2 separate regions of the Homo sapiens genome follow, and region 2 is linked to region 1. A link is an interaction called in ENCODE POLR2A ChIA-PET data of the cell type or tissue named here. Cell type or tissue: A673. All regions are shown on one strand.

Evidence for each region. Peaks named below come from ENCODE experiments on the same cell type or tissue, not always from the same donor. Only the 100,000 strongest peaks of a DNase experiment are listed, where the experiment ranks them.
Region 2: POLR2A ChIA-PET joins it to region 1 with 5 read pairs; 2 of 35 experiments call an interaction of 5 or more read pairs at or near these places.

The regions. Positions count from the first base shown.
Region 1 is chr17:29,675,981-29,678,480 of GRCh38, forward strand. SSH2 (slingshot protein phosphatase 2) reads right to left here. Exons shown (of 16, transcript NM_001282129.2): 7 at 1,693-1,761; 8 at 840-905. Among named protein-coding and RNA genes, the nearest start is that of SSH2-AS1, 38 kb to the left of the region's middle. In A673, no CTCF peak of the experiment used is centred here; no DNase peak of the experiment used is centred here; H3K27ac peaks cover 1,050 bases.
Region 2 is chr17:30,109,551-30,112,050 of GRCh38, forward strand. No RefSeq gene overlaps it. Among named protein-coding and RNA genes, the nearest start is that of NSRP1, 6.0 kb to the right of the region's middle. In A673, no CTCF peak of the experiment used is centred here; no DNase peak of the experiment used is centred here.

The DNA of each region.
Region 1 (2,500 bases):
CATCTGGCATGTAGTAAATAGCCCTGAAATGTCCATATGCCAGCTGATGGTTATTAGCAAGTATAATGTTTTCTCTAGGCTTTATTTGCATTATGCAAATAGCCACCAGCAGTTTAAATGGAAATTTATTTATCCATAAAGTAACGAATGCTATCCCTGGTTACCTTAGGAAATAGCTAATGCAGGCCAGGCGCAGTGGCTACGCCTGTAATCCCAGCACTTCGGGAGGCCAAGGCGGGGTCAGGAGTTCAAGACCAGCCCAGCCAATATGGTGAAACCCTGTCTCTACTAAAAAATACAAAAAAATTAGCCAGGCGTGGTGGCACATGCCTGTAGTCCCAGCTACTCAGGAGGCTGACGCAGGAGAATCGCCTGAACCCGGGAGGCGGAGGTTGCAGTGAGCCGAGATCGCGCCACTGCACTCCAGCCTGGGCAACAGAGTGAGGCTTCGTCTCAAAAAAAAAAAAAGAAAAAAAAGAAATAGCTAATGCATAGCAATGTGATGTTCTAGATTTGGCTCTTAGTCCACTAACTAACTTAGTCAATATGTCCCTAATAAAACTCGGTATCAACTGGCTTATCTAAACCGTTAAGTCTCTGCCAGAGCCTAAGAATAACACCTCTGAATTCCTCTGAATTTCACTTGTTCACCAATACTCAAGGCCTTCCAATTGCAACAATTTGAATATTGCATTTCTAGGTCATCTTTAACTACGATGGTTATACAAACAGATCATTTAGCATTTTCATAGCAAACTGTACCATTTCAAACATTTCTTACAAAATATTCCTCCAATAACATTAAAACACTTTTGTAGAGATAGTAAAAGTCATCTTACCACATTGCCTGCACAGATACAGGTTTGAATATGTGAACTCTGTTATCCGTCGATACACTGAACCCACTAAGGACAAATGAGAACAAGACAAAAATCCACAAATTAGGGTAGGTTATTTGAATTGTGAGTTTTCATGGATGTATCCCAGGCTAAAAACAACTGGCTCCGTAGAGGGAATCATCAGGCATTTCACGTAGAAGTTTTAACTAGAGTGTAAGACTTGACCAAAAAGCTTTGACAAATTGTCTGACTTCATCTACCAGGCAAAATGAATGGATTCCTATATTGGAGTTAGAGAATTCAATACAGTTTCCCAGCTGTAGCTATGGACAAACTGTTCTGTATATTTCTATTTGGAAGTCTTGTGGGTTCTTAGCAAACCTGACCCTGGTTTTATAAACTGGAGCAAACATCTTGGTCTCTTGGGGACACATTCTAAAAACATTAGGAGGTAGGGTGGGGGTGGGGTCACTGGAAGGAACTGGCACAGGAAAGGGGTTATACTGTAGGCTGACAGCTGGCAGAGGCAGCAAGAGGTTATTTGAAACAGAACATATCATCCTTTGGGAGAGCATTGCAACAGTCCCACATACTCAGATTAAAGAGCCAACAAACTAGTTCTTCTTTGTCTTGATTCCTACCACAGTCGGCCTAGAAGAACAGAAGTGAGAGACCCTGGCAAGTTGTATTTTTACTCCACTTTACAAAACAGGAGTTTAAAAGGACTCATTCAGCTGTTGACATGAAAGTTCAGTTGGCACACTGGGCCTCCCTTTTAGCTGAATGAATGTGCAGTAAGATGGAGCCCCACCCCTTGGCTTTCTGTAACAGAATAAAAAAGGAAATCTCTTACCCATCACCATCCAAATGAATTAGCGTGTCGCTCCAGAGAGGCAAAACTAAGCCCATGGTACAAGTGCTACTGCAAGACAAGAAGTAGTCCAATAGTTACTCCCCATTACTCTGGGAAGCAGTCTTCTGTTTACTAACTCTTTCAACACCAAGGATAAACCCTTAAATTCTAAATTCTGGCATAAGTGTTACAATGAAGAAATTTCTATCATATTATTATTAATCTTATGTATGTCCTCAGGAGCTGTTTTAAAGAGATAGTCAGTCAGTTCCTTAAATATTTAATGAAGAAAACTTACTGACTCAGCTTCCTACATTGTCATCTTGCAAATGGCCACTATCTAAAAAATGCAGATGATTGCTGCTGACTTGCATTTGGCAGGTCTTAGCACATAGTACAGTGTCCACCTCGACTCCAAGGATTTTTTTTTTTTTTTTTTGAGATGGAGTCTTACTCTGTTGCCCAGGCTGGAGTGCAGTGGTGCAGTCTCAGCTCACTGAAACCTCTGCCTCCCAGGTTCAAGCAATTCCCCTGCCTTAGCCTCCCCAGTAGCTGGGATTACAGGCGAGCGCCACCACACCTGGCTAATTTTTCTGTACTTTTAGTAGAGATGGGGTTTCACCATGTTGGCCAGGCTAGTCTCGAAGTCCTGATCCACCCACCTCAGCCTCCCGAAGTGCTGGGATTACGGGCATGAGCCATGGTGCCCAGTCCCAAGGATTATTTTTAATGCCAATAACTATTGCTGGTTGCTGGAGAGCTTGGGATGTGTTATTTGCCTCTAATTCTGAGGTTTACATAGATTTAC
Region 2 (2,500 bases), 430 kb after region 1:
TAAATTTATTAAATAATCATTCAAGTAAAATACTGTCCCTTAACCTTAGGAGCTTATATTTTGAGTGAGGAGGATGTTATTTATACCTGATGAAGGTTAGATACAGATTTATATCTAAATCCATTTATTTCGCTGTTAATAGATTTATTTATTTACTTATACTTACATATGCTTCAGAAGCTTGGACTTGATTAACTGAATTTGTTATTGGCTCTTTCCTGATAGCTCATAGGTAACAATGACACTGTACAGTGTAGACCATCCAGACCACTTTCTCTCCTTTGCTTTCTTTTTTATTTTTTTAAGTGACAGGGTCTCGCTCTGTCCCCTAGGCTGGAGTGCAGTGGCTTGATCATAGCTCACTGCAGCCTTAAACTGCTGGACTCAAGTGATCCTCCCGCCTCGGCCTCCCAAAGTGTTGAAATTACAGGCATGAGCCACTGCGCCCAGCTTCACTTTCTTTTATACTTTTGGCTTGTCATGGCTCAGGAACAACATGAAGTATCAAGATAATGACAATGGAGTCTCAAAAAAGCTCCAATTGCCTTTTTAAACAGCTTTACTAACATATCCACATACCATAAAAGTTACCCATTATAGCGTAGAATTACTTTTTTTTTTTTTGTATATTCACAGAGTTGTACTACCCTTACCACAATCAACTTTAGATTTTTTTTTTTTTTTTTTTTTTTTTTGAGACAGAGCCTTGCTCTGTTGCCCAGGCTGGAGTGCTGTGGTGCATCTTGGGTCACTGCAACCTCCTGGGTTCAAGCCTCCTGGGTTCAAGCGATTCTCCTGCCTCAGCCTCCTAAGTAGCTGGGATTACAGGCGCCGGCCACCAAGCTCGGCTAATCTTTTGTATTTTTAGTAAAGACGGGTTTTCGCTATGTTTGCCAGGCTGATCTCGAGCTCCTGACCTCGTGATCCGCCCACCTTGGCCTACCAAAGTGCTGGGATTACAGGCGTGAGCCATCGCGCCCGCTGAAAATTTTGATCATCCCAATAAGAAACCACATACCCATTAGCAGTCACTCCCCACTTTCCCCTACCCCCAGCCCTAGGCAACCGCTAATTTTTTTTCTCTACCGATTTGCCCATCTGGACATTTTGTATACAACATGTGGTCTTTTGTAATTGGCCTCCTATTCCCTCTTTTTTTTTTTTTTTTTTTTTTTGAGACAGAGCCTCACTCTGTCACCCAGGCTGGAGTGCAGTGGTGCAATGTTGGCTCACTGCAACCTCTACCTCCCGGGTTCAAGTGATTCTTGTACCTCAGCCTCCCAAGTAGCTGGGATGACAGGCACACACCATCACACCTGGCTAATTTTTGTATTTTTAGTAGAGACAAGTTTCACCATGTTGGCCAGGCTGGTCTTGAACTCCTGGCCTCAAGTGATTGGCCCCCTCAGCCTCCCAAAGTGCTGAGATTACAGGCGTGAGCCAGTGCACCCAGCCAATTCCCTCTTAATCTAAATATGCTTAAGCGACCAGATGCCCTGAACTTCTAGACATTCTCAATCTTCTAACTCAGAAGACCATTTGAAGGTAATTTAAGAATTGTGCAGGCCAGGCACAGTGGCTCATGCCTGTAATCCCAGCACTTTGGGAGGCTGAGGCGGGCGGATCAACCGAGGTCAGGAGTTGGAGACCAGCCTGACCAACATGGAGAAAACCCGTCTCTGCTAAAAATACAAAATTAGCCGGGCATGGTGGCACATGCCTGTAATACCAGCTACTCGGGAGGCTGAGGCAGGAGAATCACTTGAACCCGGGAGGTGGAGGTTGCGGTGAGCTGAGATCGCGCCATTGCACTCCAGCCTGGGCAACAAGAGCGAAACTCCGTCTTGAAAAAAAAAAAAAAAAAAAAGAATTGTGCATTCCTCTCATATATGAGGTTTTATGCAATGCCAGTCCCAAAAACCTCACCCCACATCATCAATGCCATATTCTTACTCTCCTTCCACAGAATCTTGTTACAAAGACCTCTCTCAGGATCAGAAAAAGTAACTATTGGATACTAGACTTCATACCTGGGTGATGAAATAATCTGTACAGTGAACCCCCATGACACAAGTTTACCTATATAACAAACTTGCACATGTACCCCGAACCTAAAAGTTAAACAAATTTTTTAAAGCAAAAATAAAAATTTTAATTAAAAAACCTCTCTCAACTGACAAGATCAGTGAATTAAATATTACCTATTTCACCTGTTTTCTGGTTATAAATATAGCTCACCACTTTGCAAGAAGGGCCATTGTGAACCATCTTTGGTCTAGAATGCTGTCCAGTTCCATAATCTTTTTCTTGGTCAAATTTGTTAAATTTATAAATAAATAAATATTGCCTAATTTCTCTGCCCTTAAACTTGGTTACTACCCTCAGTAGGTGTACCATTTCCTAGTCATTAACCGTATTTAACCTCTCCTCCATCTACTGTCTGAGCTTAGACTGTCCTGCCCAGGGACTTCAAGTGATGAGGCAACCCTGGGTGGCCATT